Linked DNA regions of Mus musculus: regions 2, 3, 4, 5, 6 and 7 are each linked to region 1. Evidence: chromatin loops called from intact Hi-C (ENCODE). Cell type or tissue: left cerebral cortex. All regions are shown on one strand.

Region 1 (4,000 bases):
CTCTCCCTTCTTTTCCTCCTCACTGCCTGTTTCCCACATGGAAATTAATGTAATAGTTTGTTTGAGAAGCATACTGTAGATCATTAGCAAATGAAGCAGCCTTTCTGAGGCACCAGTGTCTGCCTGTAGAATCCTTTCAGTGCCGTGGAGGTATGGAGAGATTAAAATGCAAGCATTTAAATGCACTGAATTCATGCACAATGACTACACACACACATGTACGCTCCAATGTGTGAACAACACACACAGTTGCAAAACAAATCAAAGGCCCAGCACATCCCTAATTTCCAGGATGGAAGGTAAAGGACAGCCTGGTTACCTTTTCCCAAAGGTTAGCAAGGTTAGCAAACGCACCATTCATGGACCCTTTTTTTTTTTTTTTTTTTTTTTTTTTTTTTTTTGATATATCTTACTGATGACTCTCTTGTTAAGCAGACTTCTGAAGTCTGTGGAGACAAGATTTCCATAAATTATCTCTCTACTCATCTCATGCTGCTACAAAATGCAAAGCTAATTTTTTTGTTTTTCCTTTTTTTTTTCTTTTTGAAGAGAAAATAGGAAGCGTGCATCTTCTTGACAAACATGCTAAAGGATTATGATCACTAGGAATTACTACCACTAATTATAATAAATATGTATTTTAATGGTAAAATCCCACCCATAAAGCCAAATTTAAAATAATGTAGGGAATAAATAAAAATATAATTGGTGTTTTCGAGTACATTCCTAGCAGCTACTAGAGTGCCCTGCACACAGAACAATGTCACTGGTTGGTTTAGTTCTTATAGGAAATATATTTAAGCACACACACACACACACACACACACACACACACACACACATACAACCCTTTATCTAAAAGCCATCAGGGGACAAGCACTCAATACAACTTAACAAGCAGGGACTGATAAGATAACATTTATATGAGGTCAGAAGTCAAATGCCAGTCAAAGGCTTTTAACCTCTTGGGTCATAAACAGGAATAGTTAAAAGTGAGAGGTGGTTATTTATCGGATTTTAAAGGTACCTGATCATTGCCAGAGAATCACCAATGATGAAACTAATTGGGATTTATAGAAAAAGAACTTTGTAGCTATTTGAAGGAAATTAACCTACAAACCCACGGTTCTTCAATTGGCAGAAAGAAAACAAACAAAAAAGCCCTTGTTTTAGACGCAAAAATCAACCCACTGATTTAAACAGATTTGATAACAAAAACCTTGCTGCTAACAATTCATGAATAATATTCAGACTTACTAAAATATAGTAAAAGATATATTTTTACCAAATTGTATATTAATATTCTTAAAGAAATAGCCAAAAATTCCACAATTCCTTTTCTGTTTTTGTTCTTGTTCTTTTGTAAGCCTCCAGACCCAATATATCAGAATATAATGCCAGACTCACAATGTCCCTGTCCCCAGAATGCTATGTTTCACAAATTTAAGATTATAAATATTCTAATAGCAATAATTTTTAAATATCAGAAAATTGAAAATTGAAACTGCTTAATTAAATTTTTATCTCAATCTAGCCAGACAAGCACATGTTTTCTTTTATTTCCTGCAGGAATATTTTTCTTTGTTTTGATCTCTCTCTCTCTCTCTCTCTCTCTCTCTCTCTCTCTCTCTCTCTCTCTCTCTCTCTTTCTCTCTCTCTCTCTAGGTTTACATTCCAAACTCCCAAGCAGTTCCTAGTCTCTGAGTCCATGCTTCTTTATATTTTCAAAGCACACCGCCCCTATTTTCTTTTGCAATCAACAAAAGCAGGTCCAGATAGTTCTTTCTAGAGAGAGAAGGACTGTTGTTAGGCCTGCCAAGGCCCACTGTTTCTTTAAACAGAGTCCACAATACACTAGGCGAACATTGTGGATTTAAAATGCTTTTAAATATTTATCACCAGTATTTTATCATCATATCCAAATGACACCTGGAGTGCACTCACCTTTATTGACAATCTCTGTTCTGAAAGTCCATTTGCTTCCTTAAAGCCCCCAAGCAGAACAAGGACTACCCGTTTTCATTCAGTTAATGTTTAGTAAAAATCCAAGCAACCTTAATCAGCATGCTGATTGCATCGTCAACTAACAAATAATTTACTACTCTGAGCATTGCATTCCATTAAAAGCTCATTAAATTTTCTGTTCTCCAATGGGAGGTTTAGCTTTTGAACTGCATGCTTTTGCTTCGAATGTTCATTTATTGAATTTTTATAAAATGTGGGGGTTTCCCCCCCTCCACTAAAGTATAGGTGAGTATTTCAATACCTATAGACTGTCAACACACAAAAACCACAGCCCAGGGCTTGATCATGTTTGTTTTGATTTACACAATCTTTTTAATAAAAAATCCTGCACAATTGCTTGTACTTTCAAGACTCTGAAATACCTGTCTTTATCTATGGTCATAAGGAACCAAACATAACCTCAAAAAACACCAATACCTATTATAAAATTTCAAATTCTTTTTTAAAAGTTTATGATCTTCTTTCCTATATATTATAGCTATTGTTGTATTTATTATGTTATCCTCATATATTATGTTATCCTCATTGCTGCCTACTGATTCGAAGGGGGACAATGACACTACAAAGCTATTAAATGACAAACTTTGACAGGGCGACCAGTTACCCACAAAAAAATGTACATTTGCTGGGGTTTGCACATTTCCCACATATCCCTAGTCCTCTGATTTGTTTTTATGCCCAGACTCATCAAGAAAAGGGTATATTTATTATTTTTAATTTAGGGAAGTGTAGAAAATATTAGACCACAAATTAACATGCATCTTTGGATTGCTAATTGTGCTCATTGCAAATTTGGGTCATTTTGCATGAGTGAGTCTAATGTGGGGCTTAGATTGCCGTGCAGCTCAGTGGATTCCTGATTCCCCTCGCTAATCCTGAACTCAGTGATTGTGTCAGGTGCAGTTCTGTGTGCTCTAGCAGCTGGCTCATCCTCATCAATGCAAATAAGGCAACTCCTACAATCAGAGCCTCCCTCGTGAGTGTGAGGCCTGATTGCTGAGGGCAGGCGAAAGCACTACACAGACTCTCACTTTCAAATCACGCTAAGTGACAAGAGGACTGCAGTGTCCCTCCGGTTCAAAATCAACCTTTGGAAAACAAGACAAGAAGGCAATGGCTGCAAATGAGAGAAAAGCCCATGTTGGGGAAGTAAACTTGTTTAGGGGCATTATTTAGATATAGATATAACATAAAGTGCATTTCAACAAATAATTGTTTAGCTCCCATTCTGGGCGGCCTTTGTTTTCAGAACTGCAGGGGTATGCAAAGGTAAGAGAGACATGGGCCTTGTCTCCAAGAAACCCTATGGTTTGATTGCAGAAAATTGTAATGATTCAGATAATAGCAGAACTATTATTAAGGAAGAGTCACTAAAATCTTAAATGAGAACCAAAAAAAAAAAAAAAAGACCAAACAAACCATACTCTCAATAGAACTATTTATAGAGGAAATTATGGGGAAAAAAAGTTAAGTGTAAGATTTTTTTGGAAGCTTCCCGTTCAAATCCCAGCCTTGCTACTTGATCAACTTTCTTTGCCTTTCTAAACTGCTGCATCACCAGCTCCCACGCCTAATGCCCAGGGATCTTGGAGAGTGAAATGGCATTCCGTAAGGAGCGCACCACCTGCTTGGCACCTAGTAAGCGCACAATAACGTCGTCAGCTGTGATTGAGAGTATCTCCTCCTTGGCACACAAAGGGAGGAGCAATACAGAAGTGACAATGCGCCGCCACTGTTTGAAAGACATTTATGGAATCTTGCTTGAAATTCCCATGTTGTAATGTAGCACTCACCCTGTGAAGAGGGGGAAAATACTTTGAACGCTAAAAAGCCCTGTGTCTCTCTCAGTGGTCTGGCCAGTCCTGGCAACTCGGCTCATAAAGGAGAGAACAAGAAATCTCTGTTTTTCCTTTTCTTCTCCTCCAAACAAGTGTGCAGACTTCCCTGCACTTCAGCCCCACCCTCTTTATTTCCC
Region 2 (4,000 bases), 330 kb before region 1:
GTAAAGCCATTAAAAACATAACACCAAAGCAAATTGTCATTGTAACCATCGACTCACTGCGTAAAAACAGAGCTGATTCCCAGCCCCAGAAAGCGAGGCCCTGCTTTAAGCAATAGTAAAGTGCCTTCCATCTGCCTGCCTATGCAATCTGCCAGAAGAGAAATGCAGGCAAAGAAGTTCCCCAGACCTGAAATGCTTTTATCTATCCTTAGAGAGAGATTTTCTCCATTCTTTGGATATTAGAGCGATCTACACTAGCGCCAAGGAGGTAAAAGGCCGCGGGTTGCTTTTCAAGGAGCAGTCCGTAGTGCTAGTGGATGAAATGTTGATTGAGAATATAGGGACTGCTGCAAAGCTGCTGCTGCCGTCGCCGCCACCGCTGCCGCCGTCGCCGCCGCCGTCGCCTGTGCTACTCCTGGCAGCAGGCGTGGGGCAGTTGGGTGACCACTGATGCATATCAATAACCATGTACTTGAGATTTCTCATGACATCATCATTACCTTGGTCTCCCGCAGTCTCAAACCTTTGACCTTGCCGGGCTGGTCCACAATTTGGCGGTGAAAGCCCCTCCAATGATGGCCCTTTTCTCCTTCTTTCAGACCGGGGCAGCAGTACGCCAGCAAGAGGGCATGCTCTGCCCGCCTAGAAGTCCTAAGAAATCGAGGATCTCCCTTAAAACATTCACATACAAGATATGTGCAATCAAGCTGCCTGCACTTGGTAAAAAAGATCATGATGCCTAACCCAATGATCCGGAGCAGATCTTTGAATCAGCTGTCACTTCTATAGAATGGGATTTCCCCCTTCTTCCTCTTTAACCAGCGTTGGAAACTGCCGATGGCTTTATACATCTCAGTAGAGGAAGGCTAAAGAATCTTCCGTGAGAATGAAGCAATTTACAATGCAAATAGAGGCCTGTGAAGAGAAGGACACTGCTGCTCACCCCCAACAGCTTGCTGCACCTTAGTCTCTGGTCTTAATTTCTGATACTCATAGATGAATTGTTGGCTAACGATACTGGAGATTACTTGCTGGAAGGGGAAAAGTTTGGAATAAACTCTGAATGCAACAGATCTCATTTGGATGTTCTAGCCGCACACACTAAGACAGAAACCAGGTCATGTTTACATGAAAGGAGAAGCTTAAACGCGGCAAGTACCCCGGAGGACTACGCTTCCCTAAAGCCAAAGAGGATCGAGATCTGGAGTTCAGCCAGAGGAAGGCAGCCTTGTGAGGGAAGCGAGTTGTTATCTTTGGTTATCTAGCTGTATGAGTGTATTGGTCTTCATAAAGCTAGATAACCGAAAGTAAAAACTCCTTCAAGGTCACCGAGGAACGTTCCGGAAAGAAAGACTGCAACCAAGAGACAGTAAAAACCAGAAAGGTCAGGAATGCTTATTGAATCTAACTTTTTTTATCTTATGATTGAAAGTGGGATGCAAGAAAATTAAGTGACACGCATATTGAAATCTAAAGGGGCCAGGCTTTGAGGGGCTTGTACAACTGGAGAGGAGAATTGTGTAGTGTTTTTTACGGGTGACGATGCATGTATTTTCTATATTGTTCATTTTGAAGCAAACGTTTACATATGAGGTTTTTTTTTTCTTTTTTTTTCTTAGAAAGCTGTTATAGTGATGTCTGGTACCTCGCTTAAAAATGATTTCATAATTATGTAGATTTGGGCTGTTCCTATCTGAGGCCCCTCCCCCAAGTTTGAAGCTTGTGCCTGGAAACTTTCTATGTATTTGGGTGTGTACATCAAATTCTGTGAAGTTAGACTTTCAGTAAAGCTTATACTGGAAGGTTAATAATTTATATCTACCGAAGACTTAGAGCTAGCAGGGAAAAGGGGTGGGGGCAAAGGCTGATTTTTATTCTTCTATTCAAAATACAAGGACAGATGCTTCTCTGTTCCAAGAGGGTTTCCTTGAGGAAGCTACTGAAGCAGAAAGACATGATGGAGACGAGATCGCCTCCCCTCTTGTCAAAGTGTTAAAAAAATGTTCTGTCTTACTCTGCGCCTAGCATTGGAAATGAAAGTGACATTTACGCCACAACCCACGTGTGCGCCTCCTCTCTTTTTGTTTAAGGATGATCAGGTCTATCCAGGAAACAGCTCTGGCATCCCAAACTGAAATAATTAGGACGTATATAGACCTGACAAAAATGGAAAGGGGGTGGGGAATCTGAGGGTCTGTCTTGCCTAATTGATTCCGCTAAACGGAAAGCAGGAGATGTGAACGGCAGGACGCTCCGATTCCCACGCTCGGGGGCAAGTGGTAAAGCCTGGCCGGCAGCCTATGACAGACAGCCCTGTTGGGGGGTAGGGGTATGAAAAAAACATCAAGCACACACACACCATACTCATCTCCATCGCTTAAGAAAGTAAAGGCATTTCCCACCCACAGCCATCTGCAGCCTCCCAAATGGCAACACCAACTGGTTGGTAGCTGCTATGTACTGTCTCTGTTCATTTTTAAACCTCTGTTTAATCTGGCCATGATTAAATTTGGATTTCTCCTTTGGTTGAAATTTTCACCATTTAAGGAAAACAAGTGGAAAGGGTGCCAAGAGTGCCCCAGAACTGCATGCCCTTCTCAGAGAAGTCCTCAGTATGTGGTTAGGGCCTTGTGACCACCTTTGGCTTTTGTTTTGGCTGTGTTATATTTTAAAGTCATGTCTCATAGCATTCATTATTATGACTTACTTCATCGGGTTGTTTACTTCCTTGTGTGACACACAGGAACTTGGCCTACTTATGCTAATCTACATTCTGGAAATAAAGCTATAAAGTCATCAGTCTGTAGAAAGTTGATTACAATCACAATATGTTAGAGAACTTGTTTTGTTTTAGAATTGTCCTAGCGGATGAGCTTTTTTTTTCCCTTTTCCCCCTCCTCTTCCTTTTCTTCCTCCTCTTCCCTCTTCATCTAAAAGTCACTAGTCCCAGCATAAACTTTGAGGCTTTGGAGAAACCACTGTAGTCCTTTTTTGAAGTTCCTTGCATCCTGTTACATTTTATCAGGCAAACATTTGTATAGGCATTTGCACATAAATACAAGCATTGCAATGAGAAAAAAAATTCCAAAATTGCTTCTTTTCTTTCATATGGCCTAAATTACTGACACTCCCAAATGCATAAGTTTTCTTCAGGGACAGTACATTTTTCTTTATAGCTTCAACTTCTTGTAAGATTGACACCAGAGAAACCTGTAAAGCCACTGGTAGTTTCATTTAGAAAAGCCAAGAGACTTTAATAACACAACTTCTCAGTTTGGCCGCTGTACACGTGCCAAAGTTTGACTGCTGTAGAGGCAGTCGAGAAGACCCTTGCTTATTTACCTTGGAAGCACTGTTTGTGCAAACAAGCTTTCATTGTTAAGTGCCTGTATTCCTTTCATTTGCTTCATGTCCAGGGGTGCTATTTACCTAGAACCATTGTCTACTACAATTAACATTTACATTACAAAGTGTGTGCTTTTCTTTCTCAAGGAGGTTCAATTAAGGCAATAAGATGTTTGCTGGGGAAACCTATTGTTTACTCAAAGCTCTCAATGGAGTCACATTACTGAAGTTTTTGCCTACATCTTGGGTCGTTTATGTAAATATGTTAACTATAACATCTAAGGAAAATAAACAATATTAAAATTATGTGTTTGCCATTGTCATATCCAACTTGCTTTGTATCATACTAATGTTACATAACTTATCGATCAATAAAAATACATTTCAATGTTATTTTCATTTTACTTTTTGCTGTCCCACTGCTCCTGCTGCAACATGTCCCAGATTTTCTTTTTTTCTATTACACATCAAACTTCTGACATTTTGTTTTATTTGTGTGTGTTGAAGGAGGTACCATATCTAAGCATGAGTCTAATGGTGTCCAAGATAATCTCTACAGTGACCTTATCATAAGGTGATATTTCTTTAAAATTTGAAATATTCCGAAGGCACGCACATTGAAGTCAAAAGCAGTGTAACTATCAGTTAAGTAGTT
Region 3 (4,000 bases), 200 kb before region 1:
TGAATGGGTAGACTGAGGCGCTTGGCAGTCCAGCACGAAACATCATCCTCTAGACCAAAATAATCACTAATGTTGCTAAGTATGAATCTGATCTGCACTTATAATAATCCTTTTCCTATCACTTTCCACTCCTGTGCCCCAGTGTGGTAGGGGCATGGTAAGAAAGGTGGTCATAATTAGACATAATTAGGGAAAATGCTCTAAGTCTTTATTTGGGGCTTTCTGTCTTCCGCTTGTGTACTGCATGCCAGCTTCCCATCTCCCAGCCATGATGGAAGCTCAGAACACAATAGAAACACAGCAACAATATGAATTGCAAATGCATGGATATCTTTCGGTACAACCTACCTTATTGACTCTTAATAAAATGAGTATCTGCTAAAAAATACTTTGAGCTGTAAATTATTTGCTGTTGGTGTGGGACTTTGGAAAAACACTACAGATGTACTTTACAATCAACTAGACAGAGTTGTGTTAAACAGAATAGCTTAGTGCTTGTCTGTAAATTTCTCCCCTCCTTTTCCAAAAAAGGAATGAATCTTCTTAATAATCTATGCTGCTTAGCAAATGTTATAACTATACACGTGAAAATGTGAGTGTTTTATACACCCTACACTTTAGGACGATAACAAGCCTTTATCATAATGTTCTCATATTTAACATTTTCTCTCCCTAGAGTATGAATTGCCAAGAATATTAGCATTGAGACCATTGAATGCAATGTCCTCACAATCCCATTTTTTTCTCTTATGCTGTTCCAAAATATTACTGTCTCAAAACATATCCATAAATTCATTTCACTGTCCAGGTAGCTTAACATATAGTAATTAAATTGGAGCTATAAACAGTAAAGCATACACATGGACTTCTATGATTTCAATTTTATATTATAGTAGTGAATATTAATCTCTAAAAAAACAAATGCATTGATAATTTCAAGGTGAAATTCTTTTATGTTAGAGGAGTATATCTACTAGAGGAAGATTATTGTAAATTAAGTGAAATTTCTGGCTATGGTGCTAATTAAATTATTCAAAATCATTTTCTTCATATCAAACAGAAAAGAAAACAAATCTTCTTGCACTTGTAATGTGCTCTAGAGGGCTTCTGTTAAATGAGCTGCATGCAGGGATGTGTCTGGTCTGTATGCTGAGGGCTAGGGTAACAGGAGCTTGACTACTCCTTGCTTTGTAAATATTTAAGTGTTATATCTAGACGAGGGATAAAATGCTGAACTTTTACCTTTGAACCTTTCTGTGAAATATCTTAAATGCTACCAAATGTGAATATAGTGAGCTTAATTAGTAAATTTGACCCAGGTTTATGAAATTTTTTATTTTAGGTGTATTTACATATACACAAGCATATATATGTACATAAATTTATTTTATTACATCCATTGTTACAAGCCAAACCTTGAGCAGTTAAAGTATTAAAAAAACAATCAAAATACTCTTCATATATCCATAAATCCATAAACCTTTTTAAATTTTTTCCTGTTTAAGAAACAACTAAATTATGGAGATGCACACAACATTATAGAACATTTGCCAAGTATATCTTGATTCTTATTTGAAATTCCCACAAGAATATAGGCATGACAGTAATATAAGCCGTAGAAAGGGCGAAAAGAGTGGAACACAGGGACTTGTAAATAAATCCATGAATATCAAAAAGCACAGATGCTAAGATTACGCATTTTCACTAGTGTGGTTCTGTACTTGTAGACTCTAAGACCAGAATTTGTAATGTTCAGTATAGCAAGCCCTGCTGAGGGAGGGAGAGTACAGAGAAAGTCGTAGAAGGTTGGGAGGAGGGTATAAGAAAAAAAAGAGGGAGGGAGGTAAGGAGAGAGAAAGAGACAGAGATTGGGGGGAGGAGAGAGAGAGAGAGAGAGAGAGAGAGAGAGAGAGAGAGAGAGAGAGAGAGAGAGAGAGAGAGAGAGAGGCAGGCATAGCCAGACACAATACTGCATAATAATGGTAACATTCCTGCATGTCTAATGGCTTAAATGTGTTCTGTGCCTTGCTCTAGCCTCATGCCACAGCTGATGTCAAAGAACCATTTAATATTTTATCAACAGTCCTCCTTTGAACCACACACACACACACACACACACACACACACACACACACACACACACACATATACACACACACACATATATATACATATATATGCATATGTGTGTTTATGTGTATGTATCTATATATCTCTGTATATGCATATATCTATATTTGTTATAGAAAGCATTTGGAGTTTTTGAAGCATGAGGAGAATGAAATCCCTTGAATGGTACAATTTTAAGACACACAATATTTGTAAATATCCCATATTCAGTAATATTCACACCATTTTGCAATGAGTCTTACATTATTTACATGTTAGAAGCATTAATATGTCCTATTTCTTGAGGAAACATATACCCACATTTTATCTTCTTATTAAACAGTAGGAATGCGTAACTTTAATTTTTAATGTAAATTCAGTCACTGATTGAATAATGATTATAATACTAGTTGGACTTCTAAGTAGTTTTTGTGGAAAACATTGTTTTCTTGTTTGACGGATAGTCTGCTTGTAACAAAGAATGACTGAATTGTCTTAACAAAGAAGAAGAAGGCTGTATATGTTGGTTACAATAGAATAACCACCTTCCAGATCTCTTAAATCCACAATATATGTAGTGTGAGTCCTGAGTGGCTTTTGTTTTCAATGTCTTTTGTAAGCTTTTAGGGTTTTTTCTGCATCAAATGTCAAGTTAATTTACAGGGCGCTATTACTGATATGTTTCCTTGGTTTGTGGTTTTCTGTGAAAGGCAGGCAGCTGAGACCAAGTCTTAGGCTAGGGGGAGGGGCAGCTGAGCCCATAACACATACACTGTGCCAGGGTCTGTAAATTGGCTGCCTGTATGACAGCGGGCCCAGGGAAACCTCTAGTCTTCATTTGCATGCTGAGGAATATCCAGGATTAAACCGGACTGATTTTCATACAGGATTTAGACCTGACATTTATTATTCGGTTCACAGACCTCTTGAAGGAAAGTTTGTTTTCCACTCATAGATGAAAAATCTTCCAAGATAAATAAAGACTGGCTTAGCAGTAACAGTAAATAAATATCTTTCCTGTATTTCTTATGAATTTATCTTATATGATTAACAGACAGATGTTTGCCACCAAATTATTATATTTTGCTCCTTAGCATTTCCAAAGGAAAGTATCTATCAAGGCCTCGCTCAGTGTTTATATAAAATGTATTCATTTGACTCTGGAAGTTGAGTTTTCATAAATAAATTTAAAGACAGACATTTGATTTTTCTGAACGAATTAAAACAACATTGGGGAAGTAAAATACTCTGAGATGCTTAATTCTGTTTCTGTTCCATGTGTTTCTATGGGGATAGAGTGAATTTTGGTCATACTGTAAGCTTCAATTGCATAATGTTTTACAAAACAAGAAAATTACAAATGAATGTTTCACATGAGCCCATCTGCTAAATATATAACCCATAAAGTTCATTTTCATGGCTAAATAGATTTAAACAATATTTGGATGTCTTTTAATATTTAGACACTGTTTGTCCAGTAAAACACTTATAGTCCAACTTGCTAGTGATATTTTAACTGAATCAAGATTTAATTTCTAGTATTGAACAAAACATGTTCTGACACAGTACCAGGATGAAGAAACATGACCAGCTGCTTTCTTCTTTCTGGAATGCTTTTCTATGTGGCTAAAGTAAAGACTGCAAGTTGAAATTATGTAAACCCAGGAGAGAGCTAAGAGTCCTCATGTGTTAATAAACAGAAGAGAGTTTTCAAATGGGTTGAAAATATACTTTGTACATTTAATAAACAAAAGGTAGAATAATTCAAATGTCATCTATGTGGAACATGGAAGAAACAGTGTAAAATCTGACACATATTTGAATTTTTATTGTGTCAATGAAACTTTTGAAAATGAATTCTGATATTTGATTTCTTTATGGATGTTTTACT
Region 4 (4,000 bases), 680 kb after region 1:
GAACAATAACAAACAAAAGTTCCAGAGCAGCAAAATTTGACTTTTCCTGTTAGAGAAACACAGTGCTTTAGTGGGAACCCATAGTTGATCTTAAAAGCCTTCAGTAAAACAATGTAATACATAAGCGAAAAATCAGCTGCCACACAAAAGACAGTGCATCCATCCATCAACCCGAAAGCCATGACGTTCCTGGCATGTGCTCAGCACAGCCTCACTCATGGTCATGGTGTTTATAGTTTCACTTCGGGCGTCTTTTGATGGTTAGGAATGGCAAGAAATTGCACTGAGGTTAATGCTGTAAAACACCATCACTGTTCAGAGAAATGTGTCCACTTTTATTTTGCTCCTACAGTAAGATCACGAAGATCAGACTCACTCACCAGGTTTTGTACCAAGATTCCCAAGTCCCCAAGCTTCCATTGCCTGGTCTAGATAGAAAATATACATATCAAATGTATCAAGAATCTATTTCACTGTGATAGCTTACACCCAGCAAACAGTAACAGCGTTTCAGGAAGAAAAATACATTACATAAACATTTGGTCTTTATTAATAATAGGCAAATTCATTAGAAAGATTGAGGAAAACAAGTTTTGAAAAGTTCATATTTCCACTCTATTATAAATGTTACCCAATTTCAGAAAAAAATACTTATATAAACTATCATTAAAACTAACTGGTAGCCAAGCAGTGGTGGTGCACGCCTTTAATCCCAGCACTCTGGAGGCAGAGGCAAGCGTATTTCTGAGTTCGAGGCCAGCCTGGTCGACAGAGTGAGTTCCAGGACAGCCAGGGCTACACAGAGAAACCCTGTCTTGAAAAAACCAAAACCAAAACCAAACAAACAAACTAACTAACTGTTAACTGATCTTATTTATATATTTTAAAATATAATTTGCTGACCAAGATAACACTAGTATGAACATTATTTTTGTCTGTTGCTTATTTACTTATTGCGGTATAGGAGGTCAGAATCTGGACTTTGTCCATGATAGGTAAGCATATTCCCATTGAGCTATGCCTCCAGGTCATGTAGTTTATTCTTTTAAAAGGCTTTGAATATGAATATATATATATATATATATATATATATATTATATTTCCTATTTTTATAGTGTAAACCTCTATGCTATAGACCCAATTTCAATAACTTTGAGATAACATAATTAACAATATAATTTATGTGTTTAGATTTACTGTCATCTGAAGAATATTAACTACTATTCAGCATGATAATCTTGATCAGAAACTTTGTTTGTTAATATAAACAAAGAGAATTTGTTTTTCACTGGGCCCAAACCCAAGGGGAGTGTGTCAATTTGCTATGAGAATTCAAGTTTTGATCCATGCAGAACTTCAAAAGATGGAGTGTATGGTCTTAGAAAGAAAGTTCATCATGTGACAACAGAGCTGTGAGTATGGGTGTGAGTAATAACCCATCAATCATCAAAATCAAATACTTCCAATGGTCATCTACTGTACATCACCACTTAAAAGATGTTACCATTGCTCAAAACAGCTTTGAATGTCTCTTTTGATAGCCGTCTCCCGAAGCTACCACCATTCTTTTTGAACTTTTTTGTAGACATAAAATCTTTATCCAACAGAGGAAAACTGATTTGAGGAGACATGTAAAGTTTGGTGAACTCAGATATTCCAGCCCTAGATTTCAAAACTACACAATGTTACAAAGTAGAAATATTGAATTGCTAGCAAACTGGCTTTGAAAACAATTTCAAAAGATTTTCACAACTTTTTTGAACAATAAAATAAGGAGAAGGGATGAAACTAGATAAAACACACAAACTCACAATGGTGACTCTTTAAAAACTCATTAATTTGTAACAAGAGACAGAAAAAAATGTGCTGGTGACTAGCTTTACTCTTAGATTCCTCACTGGGACCTAGGACTGTAGCATACAGGGTTAAAGACTATTTAACTACTCAAATGTTCCCTTTAAGCAAAGGGCTACACCTCAGAATTGCTGTAATAGATGTTTCCAATTTACCTGTGCTAAATGAGAAAATCAATGTGTACTTTATAAATATATTTTGATCATGAAGTGGGTCTTATAATGTCAAAAGAGAACCTTCTGCTTGTATTCACAGAATCCTCCGCAGTTGTGATGAAACTGTAAGAGTTCTGCTGGGCGCTTATTTCTATCCCAGTGAATCTCTGAGAGACTCCAGCTGCTCATCCAAACATTTTCATCTGAAGACTCCAAAGAGAAAGCAAAACAATCTTTAAATCTAAGTGAAATAGAATATTAGGTGTTCTTTCCTAGAAACTAAATTTACTTATATTTTCAAAGAGTAGAATAAAGAGACAAGGCCAGTCTGGAAAGATAACCTTCACATGAAGAAAGCTTAATGTACATCCATCAACTTCAGAAACGACAATTGAAACTTATCATCAAGATTTTCTCCACTGCCACTACCACAAATAAGCAAACACTCTTATGAGATAGAAATGTTGAAAAGAGATGAGTAAAATATTGACGTCAAGTAAAAAAAAACTAAACAAAAAAAAACCCCAGAAAAACAAAAACAAAAACAAAAAAAAAAACAATGTTTATCTAATTTAGCAAAAAAAGTCTCTTTATAACAGTATTCCATCAAATTAAGTGAGAATTAGCTCTTCCCACACTCTAATAACATGAACTTGACAAATATCACTGGGAAAAATCATATTTAATCCAACAGAAACTATTTGTGGACTAGATGCTAATAGCAGTTAGAAATTTATGATTTTTATTATTCAGTTTGAAACAACTATTCAATTTTTAATTTGACATTGGATACACAGCAGGCTTTAAGGTGATGTTTCCCTAGAAGAGGAGAATAATACTTTATAAGTATATACATCACTATAATCATACAAGTTGGCCTTCTAAAAGAGATTAGTAAAATAGAGAAAACCTACTTTTTTATCATTTTGATCAATGAGTCATATAAGCAAAAATAAGCTTCATGTGGCTATGGAAGGGAAAGTCTGACTTCAGTGTTTGCGTCAATTTAAAATAGCTGAGTAAAATGGGAAGCAAGTTTCTTTTCAATATAGGTCTAATTCAGACTGGAATAATTTATAGTATGTTAGCTGTTATGATGCAAGCACAAAGAGTTTAAGCTAACTACCAGAAGTGACTAGCAGACCTTCTTTGTATTGTATGTAATTTGATCACCAAAGTCTACACAACACAATAACAGGGCAGAATTAAATTTCAATATTAAGGGTTCTGATAGGGATTGGAATTTTCATTATTATTTAATGCTGAAACCAAGATAGTTTCTGACATCGCTGAAACTTAAATATAATAGATGAAAATGTATTCAGGTCCAATCTTTCTGTGCACACAGAAGCATGGGCACAGGGCACATCCTAAATAAATATAGTAATTCTCACATACAAAGAAGGGCAGTGAAAAGTGCCAATAAGCTTGCTATTGGGAAATCTACTCCCCAAATTGAATTATTTTACTATAGTTTTTCCACTAAAAGTAAAAATTAAAATTGCAACATTTCTTGAAGTGGAAAAATAGGAAATGTATTTAATTAATGTATTTAAGAAGATTTAATTGAAAAGAATGTATTTGAAGTGAAATTCTGGTTATCTTACATTATACCTACTTGCTAGAAACAAGGAAGTCTAATAGTGTAATCTAGTGAGGTATTTAAAAAATAGATGTTTCAATTAAAAAAGTATTGCTATTTTTTTGTGGAAACACAAGTCAACAAAGAAATTAAATGAATCAGGGCGTGTATAACAAAAATCATAAGACACGTATTTGAAGGCATTAAATATAGTTAAAATTAGATTAGTAGTACATTTGTCACCTAACTAAATGTAGTCTGTATCAACTAACTTAGGAAAGCTGGAGAGATTTTGAACTGGCTGGCAGCATTTATAGAAATGTATGCAGAGAGTCATACTTTAAAAAATAATTAGCCTCTAACACATGACTTGGAAACTGTTTTGCAAGTCAACATGGTTTAATATAAG
Region 5 (4,000 bases), 160 kb after region 1:
ACAGTTTAGAAAATGAATGCTGAATGGTAATGGATACATTTTCAATTATCTTTCTCTGTGAGTGTAGGGCTTTTTATTCACGTCAAAGCAATTACACTGAACACAATTTTGCATTCTTTACTTTGGATACTATAACAAAAGTACCATAAACTGAGTGATTTAAACCACAAAATTAGTTCCCATATGTATCACTGGTGGGGGTGAAAATGGACCCCTTTGTTGTTGGCAAATGAGTTGTGACTAAGTTCTCACATGGTGCAGAATAAACAACGAGGAAGCAAGTTCTTCTCTCTCTGACAAGGACACTCAGCACACCACAAAGGTCCCATCCTCTGATCCTACTTAAAAGGCAACCATTTTCCTCTAGTGGCTTTTTGGAACAATTGCAAAATGTTCCACTAACCATATATGGCAGAACATGACCAATAAATCATTGTTACTGGTACATGATTTTTCTAAGATGGCCAATAAAGAATTTTAAGTACAATTTACCTAAGGAAACAAAACCCAACTTTCCACATAGTTACAGACTAATTACCATTTACAAGAAATAGAAATCACAGAATAAAACATATCATATTCAGTAAAGGAAAGAGAAAAGTGTTTGAATTTTTTTTAGAGGTAAAACTATTAACACATTTTGTTAAGACGGTTTAAGACTTTTAAAAATTGATTTTTAAAATTGGAAGAGTTTCAGGCCAGAGTGCTCATGTAAATACTATTCTGTTGATATTTATACACATCTGAGATCAGTTCGTAGAGAGGACATTTTAAATTATCACAAACCCCACATGGTAAGCAGCCATGACTTTTATCAAAGACTGTGATCATAACTAATTTGCCAAAAAGATCTTTTCATCTTCATCATCACATTTCCTCTCTTTCCTTTTCATAATTCTTTCTCTGAATCTTTGTCAAAGACTTCTATACATTTAAGAAATAGAAAATGGTCAATAAAAAAAAACAGGTAATTAGTAGAATATATTGTTTTTTAATAGGACAAAAAGACTTGATACAGTTGTAAATGTAAACATATACACACTATGTGAAACTAAAGTATTTTAACCAAGGATTGTTAATCAATGCGCCATGTACAAAATAGAGAATATAGAATCTGACAGTCTATTGAAAGTAATAAGGTAGTAAAAACTGATTTCTTGTTTTTCCTCTGGCAGGAATGGATTCTATCCTGCTAATAATTCCTATCCTACTGTCATATAGGAGAAGATGTTTTCTGATCCTTAACAAGGCTGCCAGGTTTAGGACAGATGGAAGACCCACTGTGTCACAAGTGAAAGACAAGACTTCACAGAATGTGATGTCACTGACAGGCTGATAGGCACTCGCCACCTCCATCTTTTCTTTCTCAAGGATAGCAATGGCTTCCCCCAGATACAGGAGCGGTCAACCGGAGTCCTTCTTTACTATACTGCAGTTGCCCTGGGGCCTGTCTATTAACAGGCTTGTTTCTATAAAGCAGTAACAGAACCCTTGGGGAAGTTCTCAGTTTCACAAACTATTCCTCAAGGCTATTGGTCTCGGAGTAGCTTCTCTCATTTCTTATAATTTCTCTATCACCTGTCACCCTATCTCCCCCCACCATTAAAAATTAACATAATGTATAAACTTTGTTTCTGTATCCTTTTGAAACAGCACCAATCTAACATCTCTAGGTAGCTCAGGATTGTTTCCCAGGGTCCTTGGGCCAGTTAGAGGTTGAACATCATAGCTGTTTCATAGTTGCAAGTTTGTGCAACCTTGACTGCTGAAGATGAATTTCCTCCCCAGTTCTGACTCCACAAGAGAACCACATTATGGTAAAAGGTATCTCACGGAGAAGGGTGAGATAAGCATGTTTCCATAAGGATCGTTAAACGGTGTGATAATTTCTGGGCCAAAGATGCTCTGTGTCCTTATTTCAAACTTACCTCTATGGTTAACCCTCATCACAATATAAAGGCAAGTTCACTGGTACAGATTTGGAAGGAGGGAGGTGTCATAAAGCATAAATGTGTGTGTATTTATGTATGTATGTATATGAGAATGTTGTAAGGCCCTTTTTGTTCATATTGGTATTAAGTAGGTAGGAAATGTCCATACTGAATTTTCTTCTTAGCTCCTCTGCTCTTTGTAGATATCCTCTGGCTTGAGCTGGCGTCTGTGAAGAGCAAAGAACTTCTAAAGGTCACATTCCATTGACCTAAGAGAGGAAGGTGCTTGGACAGCATGAATTTTTAACTGAGATTCCAAGGTACTGCGTAAGGAAAGCGGACAGAAAAGAGGCTGGCTGAGCTAAACAATTTCTGAATGATCTCAGCATGAATACAGCCAAGAAGGTTCTTTACCCTCAATAAACCGTCAGAGTACGAGGGCTACACCCACCCAGCTGATCCCTGCAGCAGCACAAACCGACCACCAGCGCCCGCGAAAAATACCGCACCTACCTAGGAATCCTGCGGGCATGCCGCCCCGCCCCGCCCTGCCCCGCCCCGCCCACCTACCTGTGCGCCTGCGCCCCTGCGTTCTCAAGGTCAGCCCCGCCCCCCGCCCTAGCCTCACACCCACGGAAGTGGCTTTAGAGAACGCCTTGCGGCTCCTCCTCTCTGCGTGGCGTGGGGTCGCTGGCGGTCCGGAGAGGGAGGAACTTCCTGTCCCATGCGGGCAGGACTTCCGGCCGAGCCGGAAGACCTTTCCCTTCGCGGTTTCGAGAGCTCCGTTTTGCAGAACCTGAAGGGGAGATTCTGGACGGTCCCGGGGACTCTAGACTGTCTGTCCCACGACCTGTTCTTGGCGTTATGGTGAGTCTTGTGAGGATGAGAGTGACAACCTTCAGGAGGAAAGGACAGGGAGGTCAGTCTGTGAAAGGAGCCGGTTGATGTCCCTGCTGGGAATGGAACCTGCTGGAGCGTTGGGATGAACCGCTGGCAGGACCCCAACCTTCCCAGAGTGCGCGCGGCCGCCGCCGGGGTTCCAGACAGCCGAGGGACCTGTGGGGTTGGAGAGGGGCGGGTCTGTCGGAGTACCCAGTCTAAGGAGTCTGCCCTCGCGTGTGTCCTGTGGCGCCAGGTGGCCCACTGATGACCTTGCTCTACCCACCACGTTGTCCCTGCCACCTTTTCCCGCCGCAGGCTTTTGGCTGAGATTTTAAGGACGCAGCAGTGCCTTTTTGCACGCTTGCCTGTCTCCTTGGAGACAAGCAACGCCGAGGCACTTAAGACAAAATTGGCTTCTCTTAACACTCAACTAGAGCAGAACTGAAAATCAATGTCACTTTTAAAGAAAATGTCCAGGTTGAGTCCCAACAGATTTAACTTGAAAGGAAAAATTTGTAATTTCCTATTGTACATCTCTATCGAAGGAGGGAGCACAGCTTGAGCCATATTATTTGCAAGTGTCTTAAAGGTTAGGTGAGAAGGATACGTAAACATAAAAAGAACCTGGTGTGAGAGATTGGAGGGAAAGGAGTAACCGAAGGGTGTTTTACCGTGAGGCCAGTCATTCTCAGAGTTCTCTGCTGTTTTAGTCTGAAAGGACAAGGTTCAGGGACTTGTACAAAGAACGTCTTAATCAACTGTAGATAAGAAGCAATGGGTGCTGACTGATCACACAGTTCAGGAGTTAATTGATGAAATGAATGGGATTTCGAAACATCTAAGTTTGGCTTTATTGGGGGACTATGAGAGGAAGGCAGGTGGTTGTGTAGGGGCTGGTGACTGCAGTCAACTACTTCCTGGAACATAAAAGGATTTAAAAAAGATAGTTGCTATTTCCAAGGTCCTAGGGTTCTGGTAAAGTTGAACAGGCAATCAGCCACATGAACGATTTCAAACCATCTGCAGAGACTTCTATCTTGGGTTCAAGCTTTAGTTGACTATGCTGCTGCCTTTTTATGTAGACCACACTGCCCTCTGATTCAGAGATCTGTCTGCCTCTGCTTCCCAAGTGCTGGGATCAAATGCATATGCCACTACTCCCAGTTTGGCCATGCCCCTTTTTTCAG
Region 6 (4,000 bases), 550 kb after region 1:
CCTAACCACCAGCTTGCTCAGTTCACCAATATACCCAGTGTACTCTTGGACTCACATACTTTCCACATTACTTATATTTTCCTTTTTTTTAAACAAGTGTTTTTAATTGTGAGCGCTCTAAATATATAAGCTTCAAGTGGTCAGTGAATCTCTTGAAATTATAATGAAAATTTGTCTAAATTTCTCAATATAAACTGTTCAGATGACAACATTCATGATTTTCATCAAGGCTAGTAATATAAATGAAGGACTCAATTTATGACAGCTACTGATTCTTTGGCTTCCTTCCACTTTCTTTCATGTGAACAATAGTCCCTTGACTACAATCTCTAACAGAATCTAGGCTGCACTTTACAGTTTACAGAATTCTTTATAGGTTCTTTTGTGTTCATAGTTCTATTTGATGTCCATAGCATTCCTGAGCGAGGGCAGATCTTATCATATCCACTTACAGATGAGGACAGTCACATTCAAGATAACAAGCAGCCAACAAATAAGCAGGGTGGGGACTACCATCCATGTATCCCAACTATCTGAAAGCAAGGGGCTACACTCTGCATACTTATTTGTTTGGGATTCTTCTCTGGACTGCATTAATATTTTGTCTGTTTTGCATTGGTTTTGATTATATAGAAATGTTTGGTGTGTTTTAGCATAAGGACATATGCTTTTAATCTTAGCACCTGGCAGACAAGGCATGCAGAGCTCTGACAACTGGAGGCTTACTTGGTCTACATTGTGAGTCTTAGGCTGTTTAGGAGGGCAATATAGTAAGACCTCATCGATGAAGCAAAAACAAGAAGAAGTCTGGAAGTAAAGAAAAAAGGTTGTTGTTGTGTGTTTGTGTTCCAGAATATCTCTATTTTCACATGGAGAATGGCTGTATGAAATGTTCATATTTTTGAGACTCAGAAGTACTTTAGTATACATTAAAATTCACTCATTTAAAAGATTCAGAAAGCCAACGATTTAGGAAATTAAATGTGGTACTGTTTTAAATTTCCTGAATGACCTTATACAAAACAGTTCATCTTTTTTTTTTCCTCAATTAATATGTGAGACAAAGTTCGAACATTATTTCAGATGAGTAAAGTAACATTTAATTCATAGTACACTTAAAATTTACATAGACTATGTGAATAAAAATGTTTCCAATGCCATTTTGAATAGGTCAATATTTTCTGAACTAACTTAATAACAGTAAAAAGGTCTTGTGTATACGAAATTGAATGTGTAATTCACTCCTTGGTTAGACCGTTTATTAAAAAGTCACATTTTTTCTGCATTTCTGGTTGATTATTTCTCTCACTAAATTTACTGTCTCATCAAGGCAGTATTTGTTCATTTGGAGAATCATTTAGCATGGATTGTACTATGGGGACCTGAGATGGAACTTTTCCTACTTAAGAAAATAGCCACTCTGTATTTAGATTCCTGTAGGGGACACTTCAGGAGAGTGATGTTGCTATCTCATGCCTACAAATTCCTCATCTGGGTCTGGAGTCATTGCTATATCTGTTCATTCAAGATAGCAGCGGCACTTAGCAATTCAACAATTCAACACGATGTAAGTTGGCTCATCAACAAAGCCGGTACCCTCTGGGGGTTGGAACAACACTTCCTGTGTTTGACTCTGCTTGCTCGGAAGTTGTTTTAAGTCCAGCACTGCTGGTGAAGTTTCCCCTGGTGCACTGAATGCTCATGCCATGTCAAAAGGCCTTGACCTTTTCACTCATAGAACAAAGGGACTGGAAACAAATTATGCTCAGAGAACTGGTCAAAGGATAACAACTCCAACATGAAAGAAAACAAAGAGCCTGACCTCCTACACAAGCCATGAATACAATTTCTGAACTTGAAGTATAATCTTAATAGGACACTCTCCTTCACCAAAATTTATTAAGTATAATATGTGCATATGCCTCAGTGTGCTCTGAAACCTCCTACTTCTGCCCTGCCTCGGCTGTTTTTGCAGAACACAATGGACTAACTCCTGCTCGCTCTACTCCTCTGTCTGGCTGGAATGATTCCCATCTATGAGCTGTCCACCAAAGCAATGAGTCTTTGGAGACAGTGACTCATCAGCAAATTCTGCTCCTCCTTGCTAAGAGTATATTTAGTGTGAAAGTCTGGAGGATGTGACATAGCCAAATACATGAAGGGACAGAATTTGAGTGGGAGGGAGAGGACAAGGCTAAAATAGAACTGTAAGAAGCCACAGAATTGCAGCCTAGCCTAGCTTTCCCAGCAATGTGGCTGCAGCAACACCTACAGTTCCCTGCCAAGAATGGCATGCCACATTAATGCCATAAAAATTAGAAAATAAGAGCATTCTGGTGAATCCCTTTGAACAAAGAGAAACATTCTCTTTAAAATATTCCTAAGATACAAATAAAAATAAAATAATTGTGTGCTTTGTTGTGGTTCCCAACAGATAGAAACATACTTTTTCCTCATGCAAGTGCAATTAGGCAGCACCAACCAAGGGGCTAGCTGTGTAGAAATCTTTATTAAGTGGAACCACTGTAGATCAGATGTTTATGATGGAGTTTCAACAGAAAACCCAGTATAAATTTGTTACACTATCAGGAACCACTCTCCTCTTCATTCCCTGAGCTTAATTCTGTAACAGAACCTTTCACCTTAATTAATTAACCCATTGTTTATATGTACAAACACATGCATGGAAAATTTTCTATGATCTTAGGTTTTTATAGTCTTAGGTTTTTATGGTCTTAGGTCCTAGGCTTCTGAGCTCAAGTCAGCATTGGACAGCAGTGGTCATCAAGGATCCACGGCACATGGGACCCAAGTACATCTTTTTCTCATTTATTATGAAGTAAAGGTTTGTTAAAAAGTAATTAAATAATGTTTATTGTATAGTTTTTGATAATTGGAGAATATTCATTGTACAATATAATGGGTTTACTTGTGACTATATATGTATATACATTTATATATATATATATGTATATGTATGTATGTCATGCTCTCTGTTCATCACCTACCTTCCTCCTACCTTTGCCTCACAGTGATCTCTTTCCTCTTCTCAAACTGTCCCTGACCACTTTATATCTTCCTTTAATATTTTCTTCAGTGTATATTCTTTGTACAAAATGCTGTTTCTTATCTTGATCTTTATTTAGTGTTTCAAAATCAACCAAATCTCACTTTTGTTGTGCATGCTAGTTTCAAACACAGGATCTTCCAACGTCTACCTCTTAAATTCAGGGATTACACATTTGTAGCTACATGGGAACCACACGTAGCTTGGCTTTCTATCTTACTTTTTTCTTAAACAAAAACAAAACTCTGCTTTCCTCCCACTATTATCCACTTTTCTTAAATGATCATGACACTGAATTAAAGATTATACTAAAAAACATTCTGTAAATATCTTCAGAAAAGTTCATTATTTTCTGTGCTTTAATAATTCAAAGCCATTAGACTCAAAGTTTGTGTTCCTTTTTGAAAAGCTATTGAGGTTATTGTTTTTATGTGTATGTAATCTTTATTTATTTTATGTCTTGGTAAATCAATAGCAAAAGGAAAATCATCCATAATATATTTAAATAAATATTTAACTAAATAAGATTTTTAAAAAGAGTTAGGTAACACCCCATTTTTAGCCAAATAAATGAGGTGAGAAAAATAAAAACCCACAAAATGTTTGCAATGGTTCCACTAAAGTTTAAATATTTCTGGCAGGAGAGCAAGTTGATTCCATTTTCTCCCCTAACTCTACATTTATGTGTATATATACAACACTATTCTATAAGACTATGTGCTCTATATCCTGTGTAAGAACATGTGTATGTATATAAGCACTTATGTAAACACACATATATTTATATGTTTGAGCAAATACTTTCACTGTTAGAAGCTTGTCTTACTTTAATAATTCTTCATTTTGAGTAAGACCATAGACTAGACATTAAGATGTTTTTCCTAGCATTATTTATTTATTTATTTATTTATTTTTACTTTTTACTTTTTAAAT
Region 7 (4,000 bases), 280 kb after region 1:
CCCATCTCAATGAAGAGAAGCCTTAAGCATGGACCTCTTGCCTGAATTAGGGGCTTAAGATATTTGCTCTGAAAACAGCTAAATAGCTGCAGGCCTACTGACTCTTCACAGAATATAAAACCTATGGACTGTTTGAACTAGATGGCATGTGGAGCTTGTCTGATCTGGTTTCTAATTTGTTCATAGATGAAATAGTGCTCATGGGGATAAGGTGTCTCTCAGGGTCACTAGGTATTTAGAAGAGAACTTGGGATTCCAGATTTGAATTCCCCAATGTTCACTTTAGTGACCTTGTGCTTTCCAAGCTGTTTAGAAAAGTGATTATACTTGTATCTAAGAGATCTAAAGAGTAAATGTAGGAGTGCTGTGACCATTACTGTGTTTCGGCTCTGCAAATGTTCAGAGTACTGTAGAATGGTTCTTAAACATTCCCGTTACATATAAGATGTAACGTGTGTAAAGACACTGACATCTTGCTTGTCTGTGCTGTGTGTTCATAGACTCATGGAGTGATGGTGTAATGGAGTGATTCATTTGGAAGTCCTTCTGGAGAGCTAACACATAGAGAACTATTGGTGCTAATCACAGAAAAAATATAAGAAATTGCTAACTTTCTAGTATTAGCAACTTATTATTTTATATAATTGTAAAATTAACTGAAGTAAACTTTTTAAAACTTCCTAACTTTGAAAGTGTGGATTCTATTTATTCAAGCACTTAAATTAACAAACTGGGGGTCTCTGGAAGATAAAAAGTTGTGTAGCTCATCAGTAATATTTATTCTGATTTACACACGAACATAGTGGGTGTTACAAAGAAAGGGAATTAAATTATATTTAGAATTGCTTACCTCTACTAAATCAGAACACTTCATTATCATAAATAATATATATATTTAAATATCCCTTACTTCTAATTCACTTTGTAAAAAGATATAGTCTATTTACTTTCTAAAAGAACTTTTCAGGAAAAAAATTTTATTATTTTCAGGGAAAATTATTTGACAATGAAAATGTTTTTTTGAACTGATGCATTTGTTAATAATCAAATGGTTTCGAATCATGTGTCAGACACAAACAAGCAGAACAAATGGATAATAAATTAGGTGCTGTTAGAAAGGGTTTTTAAGATTGCCATCTGAGACACTTCTGCAAAAAGCTGCCTGAAGTGAGGCTGTGGCATCTGCCTGTGCTTGGGGGCAGTTCATCTGTGGCTCACTCTAAGAAGCCCAGACCCGGTGTCAAACCTGTCCTGCAGAGGCATGGCTACCTCCTCTGGAGACTCTTGTTTTGAAACAATAGTGGCGTGCACAAGTTACTGTCCCCACTTCTACACTCCTCCCCGCCTCCTTAGAAGGGGATAAGTGTGGGTTTGACTTTAAATTTTGTCTGTGTGACTGGCTTCTGGAAGGGAGTTATTGTAGAATTTCTGTTCCGGGAGGTGTCTGCCCTGCTTGAGGGGACTTCTCGCCTGCCTGTCTGGGTGTGCTCTGACTCTCTGGACAACTTCTTTCCAGGGCCCTCAAGGCTCAACTTCTGGGAGATTAACTTTGAGTGTTATTCACTTCCTGTAACCTGGATCCTGAGACCAAAAAGATTAAAGGACCCTGGCTCTTTCCCTCACCCAGTGACCACCCCACACTCGCTCCAGCTGGGCCTTCTCTGAACCCCTTCAGAGAAGAGTAAAGTCCTTCAGAGAAGGACTAAAGTTCTGCCAACTTTACTCTAGTCCTATTCTGGACCAGCTAGCTCTCTTATGAGAGCTCGGCTGGAAAAATAAAAATCGCCTGGGTGCTTGGTAGGCAGGCATGGTTCGAAGAAGAGTGTGCCTAAATCCTCCATTGGGTCCCAGTTCCTTCCATTCTCACTCTCACCCCATAATAGCACATTCAGACTATGAGACCTCAGAAAAAAATGAGTGCCAAGTGACATCTCCAAGTCGCATGTTCTCTTGTCCTCTGGAGGCTATCATTTCTTTTATATCTTTTAGTTTTGCCTTCTCCCTTCTGTGTGGACACGTGCACCTTCGTGTTTTCCCCTTTCTTTCAATACATCTTCACCTTTTTTGCCAGTCCAAGCCTCAGAAGGTGCTGATTTCTTTCTCAACTTTCTGCCAACACGTAGAGCACACCTCCCCAGTCCGCCTTCCCCAAGCAGCTAGGGAACCCGTGGCTCTGAACTCTAGTCCTGAAAGGGGGTCCCTAGGTCTCCCCACACCTCTCCGCGGTTTTCCTGCCAGGGCAGATAGGGTCAGAAAACCAAGGTCCGGGGACATAGTGACAGAGAGAAGCCAGGGAAAAACTGTTCCAAGCCCTTCCCAGATCTTTTAGGTATTTTAGAAACCTCAGACCCTTTTCTTCTGATCTTTACACTTCCCTTCTCTTATGAATACCTAAGAACCAGGCAGGCAAAGAGAGAGGGACCCCAGGGAAAAAGGAACAAGAGACTCCCAGATTATGTATTTATTTTATGTAAAGAAACGTTACATATGTAATTTTAGATTTTCTTCCAAATTAGAGTTCTGAGGCTTTAGAAAACCTATTTTTAACACCTTCTTCTCTCCTACGGTCTTGATTGCCTAAATTGCTTCTAATTGGGTGGCACACATTACTGAAAACGAAGGACGCATGACAAGCAGCCTTCATTCTTACGCAGATTTAGATAATGTGTTCAAATGAATATCTTTTCTGATAAGAAACTAGAACAACAGTAACCGTAGCAGTTTTCTTCTGGGCTTGAGCAGTAGGTGGACAATCATACAGTCCTGCGAACCCACACATTTTAGAGGGTGTGCCTACGGTATGCAGTACTAGTGTGCTTCCACCTCTAATGTAGCACACAAAGGGAACATACTTGTGTTCTGGTTGGTTTTCAAACAGCTTTTCATCCTCTTCAGCAAGCATAAATGTTTTTATTTTTGTTGTTGGGTTTTTTTTTTCTTTTTAGTTTCTTTTTATTTGTAAGCCACTTAAAAATATGTATGTTATCCTTTTGCTCAAGGCTTTGGCGGGGCCCTGAGAGCTGTTGATGCGGGCGTGCTAGCTCCCGACAGCAGCGAGCAAAGTTCATTGCCATACTGAGGGGAGCTTAGCTTTTCACTAAGTTAGTCCAGCTGCTGGGGTGTTCTGGGGGCGAGAGTTTCTTGGACCACTGACAGGTGTGATCCTAACTTGAGTTTGGCTGAGGGCAAGTGTCAGGGCTGAGGGCTGTTTGTCTGTAAGATGCTTATGCGGGCTAGGAGCTGGATTACCTTGCAGGCTGAGGGATCCCCGAAGTTCTTTGAAACTGGTATGTACCTACCATTGAACAAAGGGCAAATGAAAACTCATCTTACTGTCTGGCCAAACTGCACCTTCATTGTTTCATCTTCTCTGAAATAAGGCTGGCAGCGGATTATAAATAAAGTTATTCTTTTTCTTTTCTTTTTTCTTTTTCTTTTCTCTCTTTTTTTTTTTTTTAGGCCAGAGGAAATTCGCTGAGAGTCAATCTCCTTTCGGCACTGTTATTTTATTTTACTTTTCCCGACATTCTTTGAGACTCCCTCTCCCTCAAAGGCATGGAGAAGCACTTTCAGGCTACTTTAAATGGTGTCACGGGAGAAAGTCCTAGGTGAGGCAAGAGCACTTTGGGGGAATGGATCTGTGGATTGATCCATCGATGGGAACCCTCTCCTGGGCTGCCGCCTGCGGAGCTGGGCTGGGCAGCGGCCTGGGAGGTGAGGGGTCAGTTCCACAGTCTGTTGTGCGCACGCTCTACCCACGCTGTACCCACACTGTACCCATCAACATAAGGAAACCTCGATGTTTGCGAAAGCTTATGTTCCTGCATAAAGGCCCACCACCAGATACCTTCGCAGTTTGCTCTGCCCCTTAGAATGCGTTATTTGACCCGTAAAAGAAGATTTAGGCTGAGATTCTCTGTGGTGGTGGTCCCAGACGGTCCCAGCATCAGACGTGCGCCTCGCTCCTGTTCACCCCACACTAACGAAAATTTCAGGCTGT

The links. Peaks named below come from ENCODE experiments on the same cell type or tissue, not always from the same donor. Only the 100,000 strongest peaks of a DNase experiment are listed, where the experiment ranks them.
Region 2: a loop joins it to region 1, with 6 times the contacts of the local background. A loop is called at or near these places in 6 of 42 quality-filtered maps.
Region 3: a loop joins it to region 1, with 5 times the contacts of the local background. A loop is called at or near these places in 3 of 42 quality-filtered maps.
Region 4: a loop joins it to region 1, with 10 times the contacts of the local background. A loop is called at or near these places in 6 of 42 quality-filtered maps.
Region 5: it touches region 1 in a loop (2.5-fold over the local background); 5 of 42 quality-filtered maps call a loop at or near these places.
Region 6: a loop joins it to region 1, with 2.8 times the contacts of the local background. A loop is called at or near these places in 4 of 42 quality-filtered maps.
Region 7: it touches region 1 in a loop (12-fold over the local background); 6 of 42 quality-filtered maps call a loop at or near these places.

Annotation. Positions count from the first base shown.
Region 1 is chr13:84,062,707-84,066,706 of GRCm38, forward strand. It overlaps Gm17750 (predicted gene, 17750), which reads right to left and starts at 2,068. Exons shown (of 2, transcript NR_131220.1): 1 at 1,945-2,068. In left cerebral cortex, no CTCF peak of the experiment used is centred here; DNase peaks (open chromatin) are centred at 132, 1,851, 1,973, 3,036 and 1 more place; H3K27ac peaks cover 3,448 bases.
Region 2 is chr13:83,737,571-83,741,570 of GRCm38, forward strand. C130071C03Rik (RIKEN cDNA C130071C03 gene) reads left to right here. Exons shown (of 4, transcript NR_152245.1): 4 at 600-3,738. Mir9-2 (microRNA 9-2) reads left to right here and starts at 1,244; the gene lies at 1,244-1,315. Gm51268 (predicted gene, 51268) reads right to left here and starts at 1,306; the gene lies at 1,251-1,306. In left cerebral cortex, no CTCF peak of the experiment used is centred here; DNase peaks (open chromatin) are centred at 2,085 and 2,338; H3K4me3 peaks cover 4,000 bases; H3K27ac peaks cover 4,000 bases.
Region 3 is chr13:83,866,264-83,870,263 of GRCm38, forward strand. No RefSeq gene overlaps it. Among named protein-coding and RNA genes, the nearest start is that of Gm52045, 15 kb to the right of the region's middle. In left cerebral cortex, no CTCF peak of the experiment used is centred here; DNase peaks (open chromatin) are centred at 1,735 and 2,872.
Region 4 is chr13:84,746,400-84,750,399 of GRCm38, forward strand. All of the region lies in intron 2 of Gm34196 (a long non-coding RNA gene), which reads right to left. Among named protein-coding and RNA genes, the nearest start is that of Gm34246, 73 kb to the left of the region's middle. In left cerebral cortex, no CTCF peak of the experiment used is centred here; DNase peaks (open chromatin) are centred at 2,133, 3,165 and 3,902; H3K27ac peaks cover 2,018 bases.
Region 5 is chr13:84,219,637-84,223,636 of GRCm38, forward strand. It overlaps Tmem161b (transmembrane protein 161B), which reads left to right and starts at 2,660. Exons shown (of 12, transcript NM_175187.5): 1 at 2,660-2,798. The coding sequence starts at 2,796. It overlaps A230107N01Rik (RIKEN cDNA A230107N01 gene), which reads right to left and starts at 2,539. Exons shown (of 2, transcript NR_138587.1): 1 at 2,502-2,539; 2 at 1-2,254. In left cerebral cortex, a CTCF peak has its summit at 2,408; DNase peaks (open chromatin) are centred at 2,615 and 3,098; H3K4me3 peaks cover 2,090 bases; H3K27ac peaks cover 1,309 bases.
Region 6 is chr13:84,611,071-84,615,070 of GRCm38, forward strand. All of the region lies in intron 2 of Gm34196 (a long non-coding RNA gene), which reads right to left. Among named protein-coding and RNA genes, the nearest start is that of Gm34246, 62 kb to the right of the region's middle. In left cerebral cortex, a CTCF peak has its summit at 2,268; DNase peaks (open chromatin) are centred at 1,631 and 2,126; H3K27ac peaks cover 1,140 bases.
Region 7 is chr13:84,342,161-84,346,160 of GRCm38, forward strand. Gm41011 (a long non-coding RNA gene) reads left to right here and starts at 1,733. Exons shown (of 2, transcript XR_873707.3): 1 at 1,733-4,000. In left cerebral cortex, no CTCF peak of the experiment used is centred here; DNase peaks (open chromatin) are centred at 1,405, 1,893, 2,174, 2,725 and 2 more places; H3K4me3 peaks cover 1,313 bases; H3K27ac peaks cover 2,471 bases.